Linked DNA regions of Homo sapiens: regions 1 and 3 are each linked to region 2. A link is a contact called in ENCODE Hi-C or POLR2A ChIA-PET data. All regions are on one chromosome and are shown on one strand. Each heading gives the region's core, a stretch centred on a gene start or an enhancer-like site at or near the end of the contact. The rest is flanking DNA. Distances are from core to core; before and after follow the strand shown. Region 1 holds the start of NONO (non-POU domain containing octamer binding). Region 2 holds the start of FTX (FTX transcript, XIST regulator). Region 3 holds the start of ATRX (ATRX chromatin remodeler).

What was found. Hi-C counts contacts between places; a loop is a spot of excess contacts on that map. ChIA-PET counts read pairs that join two places held with the same protein, here RNA polymerase II (POLR2A). Pooled maps may share reads with other maps.
Region 1: a map of CD8-positive, alpha-beta T cell shows a loop between it and region 2 (36-fold over the local background). The contact joins the promoter of NONO here to the promoter of FTX in region 2. A Hi-C loop is called at or near these places in 2 of 168 maps with a recorded cell type or tissue (CD4-positive, alpha-beta memory T cell and CD8-positive, alpha-beta T cell) and 6 of 50 pooled maps. POLR2A ChIA-PET finds 5 or more read pairs at or near these places in 1 of 52 experiments (MCF 10A).
Region 3: a loop to region 2 is called in a pooled map, with 18 times the contacts of the local background. The contact joins the promoter of ATRX here to the promoter of FTX in region 2. A Hi-C loop is called at or near these places in 6 of 50 pooled maps.

The regions. Positions count from the first base shown.
Region 1 is chrX:71,282,360-71,286,345 of GRCh38, forward strand. It overlaps NONO (non-POU domain containing octamer binding), which reads left to right and starts at 1,276. Exons shown (of 12, transcript NM_007363.5): 1 at 1,276-1,362; 2 at 2,038-2,094.
Region 2 is chrX:74,290,651-74,294,851 of GRCh38, forward strand. It overlaps FTX (FTX transcript, XIST regulator), which reads right to left and starts at 2,924. Exons shown (of 7, transcript NR_028379.1): 1 at 2,702-2,924. It overlaps LOC124905199 (a long non-coding RNA gene), which reads right to left and starts at 1,946. Exons shown (of 2, transcript XR_007068266.1): 1 at 1,108-1,946. RefSeq lists enhancers at 1-596, 1,388-2,178.
Region 3 is chrX:77,784,077-77,788,241 of GRCh38, forward strand. ATRX (ATRX chromatin remodeler) reads right to left here and starts at 2,140. Exons shown (of 35, transcript NM_000489.6): 1 at 1,906-2,140. The coding sequence starts at 1,925. RefSeq lists a silencer at 1,754-1,803 and enhancers at 1,904-2,013, 2,024-2,213.

The sequences.
Region 1 (3,986 bases), core at 26-2,525, 3.0 Mb before region 2:
CTGGTCTCGAACTCCTAGGCTTAAGCGATCCTCCCGTCTCGGCCTCTCAAAGTACTGGGATTATAGGCATGAGCACTGCACCTAGCCGGAATTAAAAATTCAGGTTCTCAGTTGCATTAGTCATATTTCAATGGCCACTTATAGTTAGTAGCTGCCATATTGAACACAGCAGACATAGGACCTTTCCATCATTGCACACAGTTCTATTGAACAGCCCAAGTCTAGATCATTGTGTCCCCACATAAGGTGGTGCCCATTGGGATACCCTGCAACCCTGAGTGTGAATTAATTAATGGGAATTAACAACACATACTTATCAATTGATCCTTGTAGTCCTTGGTTAACCACGGGGGCGGGGCGAGTTAGGCATTACTGAAACAATGAAGGTTAGTTACTGATAGGCCTCCTATGGAATATACAGTCTGATCTAGAGGCCTACAATATATCCATGGCAATGATGACACCTGTTGAATCTCTCAGTAAATCATAGGAACAATAGTGATGTTTGGACTGCTAGGTTTTCTGGTTACCATGGAAATGAGGGTGCTGGTTACAATTCTGTGTAATCACGCAGAGCCTAAGGTATGATGCACCCCCTCCTCCCCCACCCCGTCTGTAACCATGACCAAAGAGTTGACTATTTCAGTTGCGTTTCCCGAGTAGCCCCAGCAACAGGAGAAGCATCTAGAAATATGATTAAGTATGGGGTGTCAGGATGCAAGCCCTAACAAGGAAGTGTGAAAAAAGAAACATGGCGGGGCATTTTTTTCAGTAGGAAAAGGCCAAATCTATTCCATTGAATACAATGACATTGTTACTCTTGCTTCTTGCACAGGCGCAGTGCAGGACTGCTCCGAGCACGCCTACGCGCGCATTTTCTCCCCTTCCTCTCCCTCTTTCCACTTTCCTCTCCCTTTTTCTCCTCTCCTTTCCCCCTCCCACCACTTGGTCTTTCAGTCTTTCAGTCAGTTCGTTTAGGTCTCTCCTTCCGACCCCCACCCCCAGCTCCTCTCCCTTTCCTTTTCCCCCTCCCCCTTTCCTTTCCCGTCTCACGCGCCAGGCCGCTTGCACATGCGCATTAGGTACAAAGCCTCGCTCTTTGTCCCCATCTGTCGTTCACACGAACTCAAGCCTTTGGCATTCGGCAGCCAATAGAATCTAAGAAATGGCGGAAAAATGATTCCGCCTCGGGAGCTAAACCTTGATTGGCAGTTTAGCTAACCAATCGAGAACGCCATTTTGTACCCCTTGGCAGGCACCGAGCTCCGTCGTCTCGTTTCCGGCGGTCGCGCGCTCTTTTCTCGGGACGGGAGAGGCCGTGTAGCGTCGCCGTTACTCCGAGGAGATACCAGTCGGTAGAGGGTGAGTTTTGGGACGTCTTGGTTCTTGTTTGGGAGGGTAGTGGGATTTCTTGGAACAATCAGCGAAGGAAGAGGCTAGGGCGAAGCTAGGTTTGGAGGGTGGATGGCGCTTCCGAGGCCCCTTGAGGCCTTGTCTCTGCCGCCACACTGCCTTCTCAGCCCACCCGCGGGGGGCCACCTTTCTCAACTCGCTTCGCTTCGGGCTTTCCCCATTTTCGTTCCTGCCCTGTTTCTTTGTGCAACTCATCTCCGAATCTTACCCGTGTCAGTAAGTTGCCGGCCTCTGAGCCGCCCTGGGCCCGACGGTGTGGGGTCTATTATGAGAGATCGCTGAAGTCGTGGTTGGTTAGAGGAGGAGGCGCTTTGTCGGGCGCTCCTCCTCTCGGCCCCGCGAGGCCATTAATTCAGAATGGGCAAGTGGGGCCCCTCAAGCGATATTTCTTTGTCAAAACTCTTAGCTGGAAAGTTCCTCTGCATATCCAGAGCCCGCCGCTTTCGTAGTCAGATTTCTGTATGCCCTTTTTCTAAAGTCCTAACCGCCTAGCTCCTTGACGCATTTATATAGCATCACTTTTTAAAATGAAACTTAAATTTATGGATTTCGCATCGAGTATTTTATTTTCCAGTTTGAGAAACTCTTACCATAACCTGACACGTTTCTTTGTGTTTTTAACAGAGAAGTCGAGGTTAGAGGGAACTGGGAGGCACTTTGCTGTCTGCAATCGAAGTTGAGGTAGGTGTAAGGAAGGGATAGGGTTGCCAGACAAAACACCGGGCACCCAGTTGAATTAGAATTTCACCTACACAACCAATTATTTTTAAGTATATGTTGCATAGTTTTCAATTAAATTTCAAATTTAATTGTGGGTTGTGTATTTTATTTGCTAAATCTGGCAACTCTAGTGGGGGGGCCCTGGTTATATTTATACTGTGTCCTTGTCCACCTTCCTTGTTATTAAATGAAAAGTCCTAAGAAACTCTTAGAGAAGGACCTTAGTTCATTTTACAGCTTTCAGGCTGGCCATCCAGGCAGCCATCTCAGTCTTGTAAATTTATACCAGATTTAGATTTCAGATATGTGTGATGTAGTGTTTGGTCCTCTACCTAAACATTTGTTTAACTGTAGCATGCCCAGTGGTTAGAGTCTTTCTCAACCAGCAATACGTGTTTTCTCTCAAAATTCTTCATCAGGATTATTAGTCTCAGGGACACAAGTAGACAGTAATCTTTGCTGCTGATCTTCGTGCTGTGTTCTCTTTTCAGAGGCCCAGTATTTAGGCGACAGTGAATTTATTACTCTGAAGAGGGTTCTGCACATATTTCCAAATTATATTGGTGGTCATCAGAAGTAGGTGATAGGAAGAAATACTTCTCAAGGTACTTGCTACTTGGTGGGCACTGTTATAGGTGCTTTATTATGATAGTCTTCACTAGTGCATTCCATCCTGGGCCTCTCCGGGGCCAGGGGAAGAGAGATGTTTAACACCTGGAACCCAAGTAGGAAAAGATTTGATTCTGATGCCCACCTTGCCCCATCCCCAACTATTTCCAGGGTGGACTTTAGATTTTGTATGTTTTAACTTCCTGCTTTTATATCTTATTTTTTAAAACACTATTTTCTTTTTTTGTTGTTTTTTTTTAAAGGTATCTCATTTGCCATGAAACTGCTACACCTGCTCATGGCGTTTAAAATCCTTACAACTTTTTGAGAAAACGACGTTGCACTATGTGGCAAGAGTCACAGGATAGATTCTATTTTTAAGAATTTATCCTATGGAAATAATTAAATGGAAATAAAGCTGAAAGCCAGAAGACATTTACTGCAGCGTTATAATAGGAAAAGCCAAAAACAACCACCTAAATGTCTTATAGTAGGGAGTAGTTTAGTAAAGTAGTACATCCTGGTGAACTTTATATAGTCATTAAAAATTACAATTATGTTGACATTAGCAGAAATGAGGAAACTCTGAATATACAAGGGTGCATTATCAGTTACTGAAATGATAATGTATGTCTAAATAAGCAAGAATGGAAAATTGTGGGAGGAATATTTAATCATGGATATGTCCAAAGATTTAGCTATGAGCATTGATTATAATGGTGAAAAATTAGAAACGACCCAGGTGTCCAACACAATAGGGACTTGGTTGACAACTGAATGCTGTGTCCGTTAACGTAAAAGATTTAATGACATGAAAGCTGTTTATGATACATCATAAAGTGGAAAAAACAGGTTACAAAATAGTATTTATCATATCTCATTTCAAATACATAAATTAATGACTAGAAGGATATACCAACATGTTAACAGTGACTATTTTTAGTGGCAGGTCTATGGATTTTTATATTTGTATTTTTATTTATTTTGGTTTTTCTAAATTTTCTATAATACATTTTGTAATAAGTATCTGATTGTAATTTCTGTTTAAAAATTTTTAAATAAAATTTTAAGTTGTAATTTCTGATACCTTATAACATTAATGAGAAACAAAATTGATTAAATGATATAAATGTGAAAATTTAAATCTTGGCTGAAATGTCAGATGTTGTGAGGTTTACCATCTGCCTCCTTCTCCCTATCCACTTTGCCTTCCTCCCCCATTTTTATTTATTTTCCCATAGCAC
Region 2 (4,201 bases), core at 1,674-4,173:
GTCGGCCATTTTAGACCCTCTGCAGAACAAAAAGCACAGAAAACAAGGGTAGTTAAGGATAGCCACCCCACTAGGCACCAAATCAACAATTCTTTATCTTTTGTCTCCTAGGTATGTAACCCTGTAGTCTGCACAGTCAGAAACAGAAAACAGGTCTTCTTTCTCAAATGGTTTTGGTTAGTTACAAACAAATTTTGAAATCATAAAAGAAGGTTCCTTTAAATTCGCCCCCTCTTTTTAGGGAATAAAGCATAATGCTTAAAAGCACATGCTTCTGGAGCCATCCCACCTGGATAAAAACCCAGTCTCAGCCATTCAACTGGCTGTAAAGCCTTGAACAAATTAGTCTCGTGTCCCTCAAATTTCTCATTTGTATAAACTTAATAACAGTACTGTGTTTCGTAAGATTGTCGAGAGTACCAAATGAGTTACGGCCTATGTAAAAGCACGCAGACCAGAACCTCGAACGTAGTAAGTGCTATTGACGTTTAATCATTATTACAGATAGAGAAATAGGCCCAGCAGCCGGGCGTGGTGGCTCACGCTTGTAATCCCAGCACTTTGGGAGGCCAAGGCGGGCGGATCACATGAGGCCGGGAGTTCGAGACCAGCCTGGCCAACATGGCAAAACCCCGTCTCTACTAAAAACACAAAAATTAGCCGGGCGTGCGCGCACCTGTAACCCCAGCTACTACTTGGGAGGCTGAGATATCAGAATCGCTTGAACCCGGGAGGCGGAGGTTGTAGTGAATTGAGATCGCGCCACCGCACTCCAGCCTGGGCGACGGAGCAAGACTCTGTCTAAAAGTAAATAAATAAATGAGCGAGAGAGAGAAATAGGCCCAGAGAAGGAAAAGGACCACCATGAAATAATAGCTAGGATTACTGGGAAAAGATGTTTTTTTCAGTTTTTAATCCTGTGCTCCTTCTAACTATGTCTGTATCTAAGTGCTAACTTACTAGTTTTAGCGATTAACAGCAAGTCTTCAGAGAGTCATGACAGTACATCTGCCTTTAAAATAGAAACTCTAATCTTCTCCCTTGACAAAACCGTGCTGAAAGTTCTACAGAAGAAAAAATAAAGGAAAGGGTGAAAGCCCAGGTTACCTTCATACCACCACTGCCATTAACTACTTTTCAATCTTTCTCCACGACAGTATGAGTCCCAGGCAGCCATAGGTCCAAATTCCAGGTTTACGGCAAAGAGTAACAAGCATTTGGAAACACATCCAAATCCTCACGCCTATGTTCTCAGGGAAGAAAATCAAGAGCTTTCGGCCAACATTAACATTGGATTCTCACACTACAACCACAGTGTTTTGCTACTCTGATGGGGTGACTGTATTCAGAGCCAAGTACAGCGACCCAAGATCGGAAAGCCAGAGAGCCCTCCGAATGCGTACTGCCCAAATGTGGCCTGTCTCCAAGTGCTCCCTTTTTACGCATTTCCTACGCACCGCCAGCTGCCGCAACCTTTTGCAGAGTCATCATCGCCTCCTCATTTTTGTACCCACTTACCGATAGGCCACTGAGAGGCTAAGATTCTGGGTTAATTTCTAGTGGATCTGGCCACAGCATAGGAGAACTCCAACTCAGGTTGATCCCTTCACTCAGCTAAAAAGGTAGTTCTCTGCAAGGCCTGCTAGCCCAAGATGGCCAAGCAAAGACAGCTTACCTCCCCCCTCGCCATTTTGCAACCTTAATTACCCGAATGCTGAGCGCCTCCCCTCCCCGGCACTCCGTCTGAAATACGCATGCGCGCCGCTTCCTCCTTACCGTTCTCCCCAACCATCCAGATGTTGTCTCAAATATGCATGAGCGCCACCTCTACCTCCCAAACGCTGGTACCAACTCCTAGCAACTTTGCGTTGTTAAATATGCCTGCGAGTCCTTCACTTCCCGACCTTCCAACCCTCCAACCCCGACGCCATTCAAGCCTTGCGCATGCGTGCCTCCCTCTCCCCACCCCCGCCCCACTGGAGCCCGTCCCCTTAACTCAGGTCTTCTCAAATACTGTAAGCTTGAGCGCCGCCCCTCGGCGCCGCGCCTCCTCATCCAGCCTCTCAAATACCCTGCGCACCGCGATAGTCCTCTCTCTTCTTGCTCCCATTTGTATACAGTATGCATGCCTGATGCTATCTGGACGTGTTTCTCGCCACAATTCTGCCCCAGTGCCCAAGGAGAGCCATTACCAGCCTTCCCTAATGCGAGTAGATGCGATAAACTAGGGAAGTTGAATCGGGGAAAGAAGGCGTTGCAGGTGATCAGAGTGAATCCCAGATCTAGATGGAATCGGTCCCAACTCCAAGGGAGGGGGCTAGAGTACCCCAGGATTCACATAAGACCGGTCAACCTGAACAAAGGCAAGGAAAACTTTCACAAACCATCGGATGAACATAATCCTAAGGCCTCGCCCTTTAAATACATCTGCTACAAATGACGAACCACAAATGTTTTAAACAGGGAACATTATGGAAAACACCGATGCTCAGGTGCCTTGACTCTAGTTAGAGGAAAGGAACCCGCATTCCTTTCACAATGGGAAGCAAATGCTCAACATCCTTTTGGAAAACTGGGGCCTGTAACGTATTCCATTTTTTCCTCCCGTGAACTGGAAAAATGCACAAATTAAGGATCTTCCTGGCCCAAGTTCCCTCCGCCGCCCTCCATGTTCTGTTCTTCCCCTACATCGTTCCTTTACCTCCTGGTTGAATTCAGTGTCGTAGCAGGAATTCTTAGAGCTGGCCGTCCCAAGATGGGGTGGAGAGAGCGGCATGAAAGAGAGAGAGAGAGAGAGACACGCCTGAATGGCAGCAGCAGGCCTTAGCGGCAATGGACAGCAGGCACAGGACCAGCTTTGCCTCGAGCCGCAACGCTGATGCCAGAAAAGGACAACCTCTCCAGAATCGCCGCAGTGTGCTTCCAGCGCATGCGCTGCTAACGCCCCTTAACCCCCCCTCCGCGCCCCGCCTCCCCCACGCGCCGCTCTCCAGCCTCTAGGAGTCTAACCCTTAGCGGTCCACCGACCTCCTTCACTTCTTTCCCAGGACGCTATCCCACTCTGCTTCTTCCACCTTTCCCCTCCCCTCGGTCACACTGGCCTCCACCATCATCCCTCCCTCAGCCCATACTTCTTTCGTCAATCCCTCTCCCATTATTCTTAGCCCACCATCTACCTTTATTTCCTCTGCTATCGTTAGTGGTCTACCCTTCAATTCTTCACTTTCCCTGCCAGTCTGCAGCCCTCTTGGGCCTCTTACTCCTCTCCTCCTATGCCTGATGTTGAAATTTGTAAAAATTACCGCAAAAATTTTTTTTTAAATAATTGTAGCCCGGGCGCGGTGGCTCACACCTGTAATCCCAGCACTTTGGGAGGCCGAGGTGGACGGAACCCTTGAGTTCAGGAGTTCGAGACCAGCTCGGGTGACATGGCGAAACCCCGTCTCTACAAATAAATACAAAAATTAGCCGGGCGTGGTGGTGCGCACCTGTACTCCCAGCTATTCAGAAGGCTGAGGTGGAAGAATCACTCGAGCCCAGGAAGTCGAGGCTACAGTGAGCTATGATTGTGCCAGCTATGATGTTGCCAGCCTGGGCAACAGAGTGAGACCCCATCTCAAAAAAAGAAAAAAAATATTTCCACACATCCTCTCCAAAGCAGCTCTCAGGGTGAGCTCAACCAGCCTGTCTTGGGCAAAGAGAACACCTTTTTGATGATGACCCACAGGGAAGATCCAGAGACAGGGAACCAGAACAAAAACTGCAAAAGTGTTCAATCAATTTGGGGGTAAGAGGCAGTAGACCACCAACATGGAAAGCTCTTTTCTTTCTATTCACAACCCTGGTATTGTCTGGACATTAAAAATGAGATTCAATGTCCTTCACTGCTTACTACAAGGCCTGTTCTTGTCTTCTGTAAGAACTCAAATATTAATTTTGAGGGAAATGGCATTATTTACTTAAGAGGCTCTGAAATAGATCCCTCTTTGGGTGTGAACTAGAAAGAATACAAAATAATATTTTGTTTCTCTTTATTATGTTTTACTTTGGTGTCTGGTTCTTATTGCTTTCTAAAAGAGCCAGTTTGGAAATACCAAAAACTGAGACCCGCAAATTCATAAATCCTAAAACTCATAAACTTATACATCACCATCCTCTCAAATTAACTTAAGAATGTTATATCAACATTATTCAGAGAAAA
Region 3 (4,165 bases), core at 890-3,389, 3.5 Mb after region 2:
CCTGGCAGCTGAAGGGGGCATTAATGCCTTGTGGTTAAGAACATAAGCTGTGAAGTCAAGATGGGGTTCAATTCCAGCTCCACCAATTACAAGCTGTATAACTTCGGTCAAGTTCTTGATCTATGTCTCACTTTCCTCCTCATCGGTAAAATGGGCAAAACCAAGTACTTACCTCACAGGTTTGAGAATTCATCAAGATTATAAAGAACGACAATAAGCACTCAACTTAGTTATGATTATTACTCTTATCATCAAGATCTACAAAAATCCAAGACTAGTAAGAAAAACTGACCCTTGTGTAAAATTAATTATTCTATTCAGAAATTCTATATACGTAATTTGTTCATTCTAAAGAAACTGAGAAGATCCGACTTCAAACTATAGTTTCAAATGTAGACTTTGTGAAACTTAGTAAAATCTAGAGGTCATAATTTAACTGTAAGGTACACCATCCATGCATATGAACATGAGTGCCTGGTAATTACAGGCCAACAAGTTATACTGGGTACCACTTACGTGCCTAATACCCCACAGATAAAGATTTGTTGTATTTGAGCCTACTGACAAATTCAGAAACCAAGGCCACAATCGTGTACACAACTAGAGATCTACAATCTAAGAACTGAAGCATATCTTTCCCCAAGGTAAAGAAAATATAATCTACTGCTTGTTCATGCAGAAATACAGACATACGTATCATAGGCTCATTGCCCAATTCTACATTCTAGCTAAATTGCTCTAAAAACATATGCCAATCTAAGAGTTACTCAAAGGCACATTTCGCCAACTTGAAATGCAATTCTGACCCATGCTCCTTGTAATTTTATTTTGCCACTGGACGCCAAGGATGCATCTCCGAGTAAAAAAATTACTTAATTCACATTGTGGGATGAAAATTCAAATGTCAAACTGAAACGCCAGCCAGCCACCTGGGTAAAAGTGTATACATTTCATATTGACTACCCAAATTTTCAGACCCGTCAAGAGGCAAATCAGAAGCACACAGAAAAACAGCTTCAACCTAATAAACGTGCTTGATTGGTTAAGAGGAGGCCTGCCAGGCATTTTCCCTTGCAATAAATCTTACTTCGCATCAGCCCACGTTAACCTGCCCTTCATCCTTCATGGAATAAATAAGTAAATAAAGATAGGGCCTAATTACTCCTCGAAATTTGCCCAGAAAGTGGGGAAACACTTGAGGTCCCATTAAGGCTGGACATCACAAAAAGTAGTATACTAGGGTCCTCTGGAAGCAAAACCCTGTGTTAAGTCCCCCCTCGCCTAGAAATAAACCCAAGGATATCCTTCAGGATATGGAGTAGAAAAGATACCTAAATACCTGGAACTGCACCACAACCCAATCAAAAAAAGGCTTGTCTCCTGGGGCTGCAGAAAAAAAATCCCGCAGGGCCCGGGTGCTTCCCATCTCCAGCAACCTAAACGCCTCTAAGTCGTCCTGGGATCTCACATCCTCGCGCCCGCCCACCCCTCCCCCTCTTCTCACCCTCCCCCCGCTTCTTCCCCACGCAGTTTCTAGGCCCAAAGATTAGCAAAAATGACCGGGATACCAAAGACCGCCTCCGACTTCGAGGTCTCAATCCCACAGGCACCAAAGAATAAACAGAGGAGCCCGACCAAGCGTCACCGTTTAGGGGAGATTGCAAGAAGCGCCCCATACCCTAGGCCGCGCCCCCCCCACCTCCCCCCACCCCATCCCCACCCCCACCCCCGTCGGAGCCTTGCGCCGATACCCCGAAACCCTTCTCACCTAAAGAGAAAACGATGCCTCTTTCGGCTAAGCAACACACAGGCCTAACCCACCAAGCGAACGCCTTCCCAAACACCCGACTCAGACGGTGCCTGGGCCCAGACCGCTGGGGCCCATGAGACGGGGTTGCGTTTTACCTCATGGGCTCAGCGGTCATGTTTTCGCTTGAACGCCTTGTCGGCTTCTGTGATTGCTGGGCGCCGATCTGCGCTCCCCCGCGCCCGGTTACGATAGAAATGCACTGGAGTCTTAGTCGTCACTGTAGCTGCTGCTGGAACCTCCCCACAGCTCAAAGGCCGCTACCACTGCCACCGCCGCAGGAGCCGCGGAAACAAAGCGACACCGCTGCCGCCGCCATTTTGTTGGGCCGAGGCTCAGGCAGGAGAATTGGCGCGTCCTCCCTCTTTCTCTTTCCGTCAGCCATTGGCTACCTCCTCCAAAGCACAGAGTCTTATTGGCTACGGAAATTCACCTTCTTTGGGGGCCTGTTGCTAAGGCGGTCGACGTCATTTGATCCCCTCCACCTTTTCGCAGGGGGTCCAATTTAGTCCCAATTGACCTGAAAGTGCTAGTGACATAGTTTGACTTTATTTTGAAAATGCTCTTTTGGTCCAACCTCTTTTTTCTTTGACATATTAACGAAGTAATAACAGCAACCTACATTTATTGAGAGTTTACTATATGCTCGGCACTACACTAATCCTTTATCCGGGTTATCTCATTTAATCTTTACACTCTCTGAGGTAGACAAACCTACATTTTCCAGATGAGGAAACCAAGACACAAAGTCCCACAGTAGTGGAGCCGAGATTCACCAGACACTCTTAACCACTAATCTGTATGGCCATCCTATGTAAGTATTTTCTTTCCTATATGCTAGGCTATCATCAAGTTATTTGCTTTCCTAGATGTTTTATACATAATATTTGGCACACCAACATGCTTGGAAATGTATATGTGTATAATATACTTATATATATGTATATGTGTGCAGACGACATAAGACCAACTTGAACGCTGCATAAAATTCTTTCCATATTGAATAAAGTGTCTCTTAGAATACACACACACACACACACACACACACACACACACACACACACACGGGCCATTTCCCCAATTTGATGTGATGTTTAGCTCACAAACCAATCAATTTAGATCTGCTTCCTTCTCATTACAGAGGAAGCTTGGCTGGATGATCTGTAAATGCCTTTCCCGCTTTTATGATCTATAATTTGATTTTACATTGGTAATCTCTGCTAATCACAAACAAGTCCTCTAAAATCTAATCGCTTCGAAATTTATTTCCAAATTTATTCTGCCATGCATGCTTTAGTTCATTCTATTTATTTTTCTTGAAATATGCAAGAGCTCCTGTCGGGGTTAGGTGACAGGGTTGCTGCTTTCTACTGGGATAGCAAGAGGGGAGCCTTTTTTGAATGAAACACTTTGAAAATCTGATAGGCTCAGGCAACTTTTTTTTTTTTTTTTTCTGAGACAGGGTCTAGCTCTGTCACCCAGGCTGGAGTGCAGTGGCGTGACGCAGTTCACTGCAGCCTCGACCTCCTAGGCTCAAGCAATCCTCCCACCTCAGCCTCTCAAGCAGCTGGGACTGCAGGCGCGTGCCATCAAGCCCAGCTAATTATGTATTTATGTATTGGTATAGATGAGGTAGGTCTGTCTGTTGCCCAGGCTGGTCTCAAACATCTAAGCTCAAGCCATCCTCCAACCTCGACCTCCCAAAGTGCTGGAGTTACAGGGGTGAGCCACCGCGCCTGGCCTCAGGCAACTTTTTAATCAACAGACGCCTGTACACATTGCAATTATATCTTTCAAATGTTTGAGTTCAGTTGGCAATTATAGAAACCAGACCTCTGTACCTGCTATACTGATTTTGTCTTGTACACATTAAATATCATTTCAACATACAATTTACAGGAGTCATTTTTTTCTCCTTGGTAAATGCAGTGAATTTGAATGATGTACTCCATCACAAGGCAGCACAGAAATGTGCTTGCTGTTCAACTGACTTCACTATGAGAAAAATAGTAAATAGTCAACATGTTACCAGGTTATTGGCGTTTCGAACAAGGAATTGGACAAAATGCACAAAGCAAGGAAAGAATGAAGCAACAAAAGCAGAGACACGTTGAAAATGAAAGTACACTCCACAAGACTGCAGGAGCTGCCAGAGCACAGGGGCTCAAGACCCCCATTACAGAATTTTCTGGGATTTAAATACTCTCTAGAGGTTTTCCATTGGTTACTTGGTGTACACCCTATGTAAATAAAGTAGTGGCCCGCAATCAGAGGCTAAAGTGAAGTTACAAGGGTCACACCCTATGCAAGCATCTAATTGGTTGTGGACAGCAACCAATCAGAGGCTAAAGTGAAGTT